Regions from separate parts of the Mus musculus genome. Here region 1 is linked to region 2. The links are chromatin contacts, found by Hi-C or POLR2A ChIA-PET in ENCODE. All regions are on one chromosome and are shown on one strand. Each heading gives the region's core, a stretch centred on a gene start or an enhancer-like site at or near the end of the contact. The rest is flanking DNA. Distances are from core to core; before and after follow the strand shown. Region 1 has its middle 18 kb from the start of 2900024J01Rik. Region 2 holds the start of Acbd3 (acyl-Coenzyme A binding domain containing 3).

Region 1 (5,366 bases), core at 157-2,656, 68 kb after region 2:
CTCCCAGTATCACCCTTTTAATGCAAAATCTGTCAGGGCGACACATTTAAACCACTTCCAAAGAGAATTCCTGCCAACCTGTGGAAGTGAACTGGTCTCTTTCCAGCCACCCCAGTGTTTGCTCAGTGGGTCCATATGGCAGTGATCATGGCAGAAAGGGTGGCAGTTATACATATGACAGCACAGGGATGACTGAACTTAACTGGCATCTACTGCTTAGTAGCAGTAGATTGGCCAACAGCAGAGACCAATGTTCAGCCCACATTGCTACCCAGCCAGGAACCTAGCCAGCCACCGAGTGCAAGCTGACCACACTGGATTCTTTCCATCATGCTAAGGACAGAGATTTGTCCTTTGTGGGTTCGGGGGATGCTTTCCTTGCCCTCAGTGTTTCAGCCGCACAGCACCTCATCACCACCGCTGTTCTCCACACAGTATTGCCTCAGAATAAGGACTCTGCTTTTCACAGAGTAGAAATGGCCTGACCTGGTTTAATCCCATACACAGGAGCAGCTGATTGCCCAGGAGCAGCTGACCTAATGGAAAGAAGGGATAAGCAGCCAGGTGCTTACTGGGCACCAATGCTTTGAATGAGGCTCTGTCTTACAAGGCAGAACGGGTCTCTGAAAGGAGATGGTAATATGGCCAACATATATGGGTCTGGGACTCAAGGGGTGGATAACATAGGGGACCCGGTCTCAAACACAGAGCAAACACCATGGGGACAGGGCCTAGGGTAGAGCAGAGGGTCAAAGTAATGCGTCATTGTGACATTTGTGTGTAGGATGCCTTCCCGTCAGCCTTCTGGGGGCCCCTCCCCATCCAATAGAAGCTAAACAGTCCCAAAGGGAAGTAGCCCCATCTCGTGACTGTCCAAGTCAACAACAGTTGCGCGAAAAGTTATTTAAGTTACCTATCTTTGGTGTTCCTAAGACCTAGCTCCTCCCCCCGGGGCGGGACGCTTAGAATTCCCTCTTCTACTGACTCAGCTCTTCAGGCCCCACGGTTACCTCAGAATTGATGACTTTGGGGCAATCTGCTACGACTGACCTTTTCCTGTCGGGATCCGCAGACTTGTAACCTCTTGAGGCCACAGTATTAGCCTAGCCAGCTTCATCAGGTGTGAAAACTCCTAGACTCCATCCCTACTTTGGGGCCTCCCAAGAGTCAGCTAGATTACCAGTCTCTCAGCTCCTTGCAGGGGACCCATGGAGACAAACCTAAAGCTAGAAGGGCATATAGTCAGGCGTAGACTGCACGCAACATGTCACCCAAGTCCCGGGGGTTTTGGAGGAGAGGGCGTTTTCGCTGAGTGGTTTAATGACCCAGACCCGTTCTCCAGGCACAAAAGACTAGGGACGGGGCCCAGCTCCGCTCCTTCCGGAGGGTACAAATCCACCCGGAGAACCAGTTTGCACCGGTCCCCAGGACACAGCAGAGGGGGCCCGAGGGAGCTTGGGGGCGTCACCGGCACGGAGGAGGAGCGGGAAGAGCCAGCTCCAGGGAGGCGTGGCTTATAGGGATGCACTGGAGCGATGGGGGACCGGAGTCAGGGCTGAGGTCAGGGCACCCGCAGGATTAGCCTTCCGACACACCACGCAGCGACCGGGATTTGCGGGAAGGAGCTGATGAGCAGCCATCTGCTGGCCAGCCTGGAGCCAGCGTGGTTGCCTTGGTGCTGCCTCAGGGTCAATGGTGCTTGGGTCAGCCAAGCCTGGCATACCTCGGACCTGTGGACTTCACGCTGAAGCTAGTGACAAATGAAATCCTAGCCACTTCTCTCTTCCCCTCCTTCCTTCCCTCCCTTCCCTCCTCAGAATCAGACTCAAGTAGATTTTTTATACATTCTCATAATTTTTATTTTATGTGCCTTGGCGCCTTGTCTGTATGTATGTCTGTGTGAGACTGTCAGAGCTCCTGGAACTAGAATTACAGTTACAGACAGTTGTGAGCTGTCATGAGGGTATTGGGAACTGAACCCAAGTCCTCTGGAAGTACTCTTACCCATTGGGGCATTCCTCCAGCCCAGTTAGGTTTTTTGTTTGTTTTTGTTTGTTTAATTTCTTAAGTCGGTTTTTCCAGATGGGGTTTTTTTCTGTGTAGCCCTGTCTGACCTGGTCTCACTCTGTAAACCAGGCTGGCTTCAAACTCATAGAGATCTGTCTTCCTCTGCATAATTAATCCTCAGAAGTGCTGGGATTAAAGGCCTGCACCACCACTGACATAATACACACACACACACACACACACACACACACACACACACACATATATATATATATATATACACACACACACACACACAGTAAGGCTAGCCTGGTCTACAGACCGAGTTCCAGGCCATCCTAGGATACAAAAAGAAACTCTGTCTCAAAAAACCAATAAACAAACAAATAAAATAAAAAGTTACATTTAGCCATCAGTGGAGGCTCACACCTTTAATCCCAGCACTTGGGAGGCAGAGGCAGGCAAATTTCTGAGTTCAGGGCCAGCCTGGTCTGCAGAGTGAGTTCCAGGACAGCCAGGGCTACACAGAGAAACCCTGTGTGTGTGTGTGTGTGGGGGGGTTACATTTATTTGTTCATCCCCTCATTCCTTTTAAGGACACGTGGAATTCAAGGACAACTTTGAAGTCACCCCAGCACCTAGAGTAGCAATGTAGGACTGGTTCCCACCAAGGCACCAAGGGGGACCAGCCCTGAACCTAACTCCTGGCATTTTGTATAGATCCATGGCCCTACGTTACATTTTGACCAATTACATCTTTCACAGAGACAGAAATTCCCCTTTTGGTTGTTTGGACGAATGGGATGATTTACAATGTACAAATATTGTCCTAATTATCCCAGGACAGACTAGGGCTGCTTTCGCTAGGCTGCTGTTAACCAACTCATCCCACCTGGCTGAGACCACACCCAACTGTTTGTTTTTTTGAGGCAGGGTTTCACTATGTAGCTCTGGCTGGCCTGGAACTTATTCTGTAGATCAGACTGGCCTGGAACTCAGAGACCTGTCTGCTTCTGCCTCCTGGGTCCTGGCTCCAATTAAAAGTTTGAGCTACTACGCCAGCAAGTGAGCAAAATGAACAGTCAGCATCTTTAATACGTCAGAAGTAAAACTTTCCCTTCCTACAGTTGCTAACACATCTGGGTAGCTTACTCAGTCACCCTTGAGTGCAGCTTCAACCGAACTCTTCTTTGTGCAACTTAATATTTCTGAAACAAGCTTACTATATATCCTTGATAACAGTGATTTATGACTGTTTCTCTTTATTGTTCCTTCCAACTTGTGGGTTCCGAGGATGAAACTCAGGTATTCAGGTTTGGTGGCAAATATTTTACCCACTACTAATCTTAACCTTTTCACTAGCCCTATTCCATGGTGGGGGTGAGGGGTGGGGGACAGCATGTTTTCATGAAGTTCAGGTACTCTCAAACTTGATATGTAGAAACAAAGATGACCTTGAATTTCTGGTCCTCCTGACTCCATTTCCTCATGCTGTTTTTATAGGCTATGACCAGTGAGCTCATGGGACTTTTGAGACTGAAGTCATACCCAGACTATCTCAAGAAAAACACACACACACACACACACACCTCTTAAAGCAAGAGTGTAGGTAAAATGCTCTGGTTATGGTCACAATTTCAATAGTCTGACAGTTTTCTGCTCAAAGCCTGAAATCTCCTCAGACCAAACACTGTTGACTATGAAGGAATGGAGCTCAGGAGTTTAACAGGGAAACAGGGTCGTTCTGTCCAGGGACAGCAGGACTCACCGGTACCCACCTGAAGTTTCAGGACTTGAAGCAGGAAGATCAGAAGGCCAGCCTGGGCTCCACAGTAGGACTGTATCTCAGTGAAACAACCCCCTCAAACACGGACCTACCTGAGACACGGGCTGGGCACTGATGAAACACAGGGCAAACCCACACCTTCTCCTTTCATGTCTGAAATGGAAATAAATACCACTGGACCACAGCCTAAGTTCCCTGTGGGAGCTGTGGCCTGAGGATCTGATCCTTGTGGTTCCCTACACCTCCCAGTGCCTGACTTGCTTTGCCTCTTGTTCCATTCAGTAACATCTTCCCTGTAGCCACTCAGACCCCAGTCCCTGGCACCACTGACCCTCTTTTCTCAGGCAGAGTCACAGCCACTACATCCACCAGGTCCTCGCCATCCTATCTTTCAAGAACATCCAGGTTGCCACCACTAAGTCCAGTGCGCTCTGTCACTGCACATTTAGCTTACTAAATGGTTTCCCATCTGGTCCTCCTTCCTGCTCTTCGTGTACTGACACACAGCAGCTGGAATGATCTCACCAATGCATCTCTTACCACCTCCTTCAGCTTGACGCCCAACCAGTGTCCTTGCAGGTCCTATGACGCCCACATGGTCTGGCTCCACATCTGTCCTCCTTGTCTTCTGTTGCAGACATGCCCATACCTACTTCTTGTTCCTTGAGCACCCCAGGCTGTCAGCAGTGATGGGAAGCAACAAGACCTGACAGACATACTTCTCTCTCCCACCCTGATCCTTGCTCTGTTTCTTCAGGAATTTACTCGAAAGACATCTTATTGATGGCAACTTGTGACAACCTCCCCACCCACGTCTCGGTACCAATTCCTTTACAACATATCTATCTCCATTTCTTTTCTCTTTAGCATTTGCCAATATATTTAATAATCTACTTGAATGCATTATTTCTCTCACCAGAATGCAGCCCTGTGGATATAAGGGCTTGTTCAGTTCTGTAGGCCCACAGCATCTCTTGGTACCTAGGAGCAGCTCATAAAGACTAGGAAAGGCAAGCAGAGCAATTCAGAAGACGTTGAAAGAAGCCCGATTGAATCAGTCAGCTTGGAGAGGAATTTTACAGCCACAACAGCTGAGTTGAATCAGTCAGCAATAGCTCAGAAAGAACTAGAAAGGGTGAGCTTATTCAGCAGCAAGTCCTCAGAGTTAAAAAAAAGGTTCTAGATTTAGATTGTATGGAGGCTAGAAGCTTCAGGGATTAGGCCTATGTTAGCAGACTGAGGCAGTAAGACCGGAGATGACAGTGAAAAACACTTATTTTTACATATATTAAGGTTATAGAAGCTTAAAGACCTGGAGGCAGGGACTGGGAGTATAGCCCAGTGGTAGAATGCACCTAGGCTCAAGGTTCAATTCTCAGTCCTGAACACAATCAATTTAAAAACAACAGGGTAGCTGGGAGTGGTGGTGCATGCCTTTAACCCTAGCACTTGGGAGGCAAAGGTAGGCAGATCTTGAGTTCAAGGCTAGCCTGGTCTACAGAGCAGGTTAGAGTTGGGTCATGGTGATGCATACCTTCACTTCTAGCACGTGAGTTCTGCTAGGTCTACATAG
Region 2 (5,932 bases), core at 2,459-4,958:
GAGAGAGAGAGAGAGAGAGAGAGAGAGAGAGAGAGAGAAAGAAAGGAAGAAAGAAAGAAAGAAAAAATAGCTCAATGTCATTCTTCAATAAATAACAGGTTTTAGGCCAGTCTGGGCTGTATGTAACTCTCTCTCAGAAAGCAAGCAGGAAGGGAAGGAGGGAGGGAGGGAGGGAGGGAGGGAGGGAGGGAGGGAGGGAGGGAGGGAGGGAGGGAGGGAATGAATTCCAAGTGTGGTGTGGTGGCACACACCTGTAACATCAGCCATCAGTAGACTGAGGAAGATTTGCCTAAGGTTGGGAACAGCTTGGGCTACACAGGGAGTTTAAAGCCAGCCTGACATACATGAGAAAGCTGCCTCATAAAAAACAAAGCTGCCTCATAAAAACAAAGCAAAACAAAACACCCCAGAAGTGAGGGGATGCTCTGCGCAGGCAGGGAGGAGCATAGTGCCAGCTGTAGGGAAATTCTGTCTTATCACTTAGCTGTAGAGCTTCTGGAACACTTTTGAAGAGATAAACTAACCTAAACCCATCCACATTGCATGATAAAACCAGGGAAGAGATGAGTTCTCCTTCTAGTTAGAGATGGTGAGGTAGGTGTGTGTGGGAGAGAGAGAGAGAGAGAGGTCAGGGGGGGAGAGAGAGGGAGAGAGGGGGAGGGAGCCCAGGTTGGCCTTAAACTCGGTATGAAGCAGAGGATGACCTTAAACACTTCTTTCCCTTTCTCTCCTTTGTGCTAGGCTTTCAGCTATTTCCCGAAATGCCCAGCCTCTCTTCTGTCTAAAGAAGCCACACACACCTGCTATGGTGTTGCAGACAGAATGTCATGTCTAACCCCCATGTAATGACACTCTAATGTAGTGTTAGGGAAGCTCATATGGTTATCACCCTCATGAGCTAACCATCCTTAGAGGCCACAAAGAGCTTCTCCGTTCTTTCCACTGTGTGAAACTATTAACAAGAACATGGATGCATACAGACCAGAAAGTGGGCCCTTAACCAGTGTCGGGTGACAAAACCTTTCCTGGGGAGGTAACACACAGGTCTACTCACCCCAGATTGGGATCCCACAACAAACCAAAGCACAGATACCACCCAAATCCAACTTGGTGAACTATGAGTTTTATTGGAGTTGCTTATAGGAATATAGGTGAGGGGTTCTTACAGAGCAGAAATGACACTTGCATCTCTAAGGCTGACCCTAGCATGGGTGACAGCTCACAAGACTGGGAACCTGAAGCTCACTGCATAGGCTGCAGGCAGCTCAACAGTTAAAGAGGGTCCTTCCAGGTGCAGCAGTTGGTCTAAATGTCTTCCAGGCAGGGCTGCTGGTCTGCTTATTCCAGGCAGCTGATCTGGTCTCAAAGTCTCCTTCTTAGCTCAGCTCTCTTTTGATCTGAGGTGAATTACTCTGACCAGAGGGATCTATTGAATCTGGTCAGTTTCAGAAACTTCCTGAAGCTATTTTGAGTTGTTTGCCTCCCTGCTTAAGGAGCTTCCTGTAGGACAGACTGTTTTAATCTTAAGAGGAAGCTGCTACACACCAACCAGACTTCAAAACAACCAGTGTTTTGATCTTGAGCATCTCAGCTGTAATAACTGTCAGAAACAAAGAGCTGTTAGTTATAAACCACCCAGGCTGTGGTATGTAGTTAGAGTGCAGAAGCAGCCTAAGAGAAGTGACCAGACAGATAACTACAGCAATCAATCTTGTCATGTGACCCGTGATAACAGCTTGGACAGTCTCTGTCACATAAGACAGTAAATGGCTGTGAACTTAGGGCACATCTTAAAACCTGCATAACACCAGCTAATATCATTAACCACCAGCATTAGGCCCATAGCCAGTAGATTGCTTCATTTTAAGGTAAGCCAGAAACCTGATGATATGACATTAAAATTCCAGATTTTAACAGGCTACCAAACAGTTCAGATTTAAAGTAGATACCAATTGTTCTAGTCAACTCCAGGGACACACTCTACCCTGTGAGCTCCCCTTAGGGTAAGGGCTCTTGTATATTTTAATGTTGCACATAATGGTGGTCACATTTTATTAAAAACTACCAGCCAGCAAAGCCTTTCTGATTTTTTGTTTTGTTTTGTTTTGTTTTGTTTTGTTTTGTTTTGTTTTGTTTCAAGACAGGTTCCTCTGTGCAGCCCTGCTGTTCTGGAACTCATTTTATAGATCAGGCTGGCTTTGAACTCAAAGATCTGCCTGCCTCTGCCTCCCAAGCACTGGGATTACAGGTGTGCAATCCTCCCCAACTCCTTTACATTTTGCTTTACACACTACTGTACTTTGGGAATGGAATGCCCCCCAAAGGCCATGTATTGAAGTCTTGGGTCCCATGTTGACACTATACAGAGGTGACAGAAACTTCAAGATGGGTTAGTAGGCTCTCTGGTGATGTCACAGCCTCTTGAAACACATATTAACACATAGTTTCATGACTCCAGTGTTTTCAACAAACCAAGAGGAAACAGAAGCTAGGGAACCCGCTCACAGGTGCTGAGGCAGAAGGTACCTTCCAGCAGCCTGGCCATACTATTGTGCTCTGGCACGGACTCACCTCCTGGACCATGATGCCGAGGGGTAGGACACGACTACTGTCCTTTGTATTTTCCATAGTATATGATATACAAGGTAGTCCTTAAATCATGTTGAGCTGAACTGATACTGTATGTAATTGAAGTGTGCTTTCATCCATTCATTCAGCTCAATGAAAGAGCCCTAAGCTGGAGTGCTTGCCCAGTGTATGCATGAAAATCTTACAATTTTTCACTTTTAATGAATTGGAAGACTCTGCTACGGAACCAAAAATCCCAGAATACAGCACTCGAGAACAGAGGGAGGTGGGTTTCTATGAGTTTGAGGCTAGTCTGGTCTGACCTTCATAGTGACAGGACAGCCAGGGCTATGTAGCTTACAACCATGTCTCAAAAAAAACAAAAGCAAACAGAAAGGAGAGTGCTATGTACTCTGGCTGTTTCTCCTTAACTACCTCCTACTTTCTTATACCCGACACTGCAGAGATTCTGTCTTCTGGTCCTACACTTTCGTGGCATGGATAGCTGAATTGGCCTCATGCTGTCCTTATTGCTAGTCCTGATGGCTTGCACATGTAGTCAAAGCCCTCGGGAGATTAAGGCAGGAGGACCAAGGGCAACCTGAGCTAACGAGTGAGTTCAAAGTCAGCCTGAGCTACATAGCAAAAAATAAAATAGTCAACCGTTCCCTCCCTTAGGAGAACGAACATAAATTAAGGGAGAGGACAAACACTGCAGGGGACGAAAGCCTGATTTCTACTTTAAAATGAAGACGGCAGTTGCTCTGACCGTCTGGCAGTTGCAAGAGACTCCGTAACTGGCCTGCAACTTCCCAACAGCGACTCTGCACAGATGTCTCTGCAGTTGTCCCCTGCAGGGTCGGACGCGACCAGCAGCCACCCCCAACACCGCTGCTTGGGGTTCACCTCACACACCCCCGACCAACGCGGACCGCCACGAACCCCACGGGACGTCCCGGCTCCCTGGGACGGCCACGGCGGTGGGGTGAGCCTCTCTCCGAGAGGGGCGTGAGGTCCCCAGCAAGCCGAGGGCACGGGAGGGCGTGGCCCACACGCTCGGGGGCGGGGCACCCGGCGCTTTCAAACCCCAGCCGCCTTGGCGGCGGAAGTTCCGGTGTCGGCGAGCGGAGGTGAGAGGTCAGCAGGAAGTCGATACGTGGCCGCCGCCTGTCCCCGCCGAGGAGGCGCTGCGAGCGGAGATGGCGGCGCAGCTGAACGTAGAGCAGCTCGAGGTGTCGCTCGACGGTCTCACGCTGAGCCCGGACTCGGAGGAGAGGCCCGGCGCGGAGGGGGCCCCGCCGCAGACGCCGCCGTCCTCGGCCCCGGGGAATGGACTGGGCTCCGGCGCCTCGGGGCAGCAGCGGGAGCCCGGGGAGGCGGCGGCTGAGGGCGCGGCCGAGGAGGCGCGGCGGATGGAGCAGCACTGGGGCTTTGGCCTGGAGGAGCTTTACGGCCTGGCGCTGCGCTTCTACAAAAGTGAGCGGGTCACTCGCCCCTGCGGGACTGCGGGCCGGCCATGCCTGCCCCACCCACCCGAGCTAGGCCGGGGTGACCGGAGCGCCGGTCCGTCCTTGGTGGCACCGAGAGTTTGTCACTGCCGGTCCGGCCCCTGGTCACACCCCTGAGAGACCTAGAACCCTGGTTTAGCAGCCCGTGTCGCCTAGTTGCTGGGGCGTTCCACCTGGTTTAAGTTTTCTGGTTTCCACGAGCTAGAGTGGACAGGAGCGCGCGCTCCCCGGGGCTCCTATTCTGGGATGGATTTCGCCTTTTTGTTATGTATCGGTTTTTCACGGCTCACGACAACATCGAAGCGATTTTTAAAGAGAGAAAAAAAAACTATCTTAGTGGAAGAAAATTGTATTGGGTCCCACACATCCCTTTTCTAGCCTTGTAAACCGTGAGCGTGTGTGGGACATGATCATTAGGCGATAGGGATGTGGCGAAGGATGAAGTAAAATACTAAGTTCATTTATTCCCTTTTGCCTGAGTGAGTAAGTGATGGCCACTGTGTTCTAGTAACTTCTAAGTGGCTAGGAAATTCTACCATGGAAGTGAATGATGAAGACTAAAGCGCGAAGTTCTCGTTCTCTCTCTCTCTCTCTCTCTCTCTCTCTCTCTCTCTACTGTTTCTTAAAACAAAATTGTGATGTGCGGTGATTTCCTGCCTTTTTTCTTCTCTAGTTAATACTGGAGGTAACAGTCACAAGATTTGGTCAGTGGGAAAGAGCTTGACTCATAGTCTGATTCTTAAAGGCTATTTAGGTTCTTGCGTGGGAAAACAAAGCAAGATAAGGGCAAATGAAACTTTAAAGGGGTTGCTAGGTTCCACCTGCATTCTAGAACCCCATATTTATGACAAGCTTCCCAGAGTTAGGGCTTTCGGATTGCCTAGTTCACCAGCTAAAGTTGAGTTGTTCACTGTAGTGACCCGTGTGAAGGTAGTTTTATTTTTAAATCAACTTTCATTGTGCAAACTAGGTGAGATTCTATGAAACTTTCCAGAACAATAAATGGTTACTCTAAATTCATAGTATTTTAAAGTTTACCCTTGAGCTGTTCTTTGCCATGGCTGGAGGAGTTCAGCCTTTCCTGTGTGGTAATGAGTTTAGGATCACTTTAACTCTTGAGTCGCCGATTTGATTTTAGAGTTTGTCGTAAATAAATGCGAATCCACTGGTTTCTGTACAGTTCACATAGCAGTGCTTGCCCTTAAAAGTTAATTTTTGGAACTTGCATTTTAATAACATAAGCTGCAAGAAACAGGGACAAACCAACTTTAACTCTCTCTCTCTTTTTTATTTTTTAAGAATTTTTAATTTTTGTGAGTGAGTGAGTGTGTATGTATCAGTGTCAATGTGGGTCCCCCAGGAGACCAGAAGTGTTGGATCTCCTGGGGCTGGAGTCACAGGAAGTTCTGAACTGCCTGACTTGGGTATTGAGAATTGAACTAGGGTCCTTGGGAAGAGCATTGTGCATTCTTTACCAATGAGATATGGCTCCAGAGCCAGAAAGAACCAACTTCTATTCTAATCTTTGATTTTGCTGCATGGGAAACAAAGGGAGTGGAGAGGTATTTCATCTGAGCCCATCTATTTTGAAAATAGCAGTATCTTCGTAAAGAGAAGAAAACACTGAGATGGTGTCTCACACTTAATCCCAGAACTAGGCAGGCAGAGGCAGGTGGATCTCTGTGAATTCGAGGCCAGCCAGGCCAGCACAATTCTGGGACAGCCAAAGCTACATAGCAAGAGCCTGTCTTAAAACAACAGTTAACAAAAACCTAAACAAACTGATTAACTAACTTAAAAAATTGTGTAACGGGCAGCAAATTTAGCATTGTGGGTCAGGAGCCTCATTCTAAATT

The links. A loop is a pair of places that touch in the nucleus more often than their neighbours do. ChIA-PET counts read pairs that join two places held with the same protein, here RNA polymerase II (POLR2A).
Region 1: POLR2A ChIA-PET joins it to region 2 with 14 read pairs in embryonic stem cell. The contact joins the enhancer-like site here to the promoter of Acbd3 in region 2. A Hi-C loop is called at or near these places in 2 of 37 maps with a recorded cell type or tissue (Patski and heart). POLR2A ChIA-PET finds 5 or more read pairs at or near these places in 3 of 5 experiments (Patski and embryonic stem cell).

The regions. Positions count from the first base shown.
Region 1 is chr1:180,792,810-180,798,175 of GRCm38, forward strand. No RefSeq gene overlaps it. Among named protein-coding and RNA genes, the nearest start is that of 2900024J01Rik, 18 kb to the left of the region's middle. Within about 2 kb of position 1,407, at least 1 of the 3 ENCODE cell types and tissues checked has a DNase peak (open chromatin) inside an H3K27ac peak, as active enhancers do; it is heart, where a contact is called at or near this core.
Region 2 is chr1:180,722,335-180,728,266 of GRCm38, forward strand. Acbd3 (acyl-Coenzyme A binding domain containing 3) reads left to right here and starts at 3,709. Exons shown (of 8, transcript NM_133225.3): 1 at 3,709-4,044. The coding sequence starts at 3,768.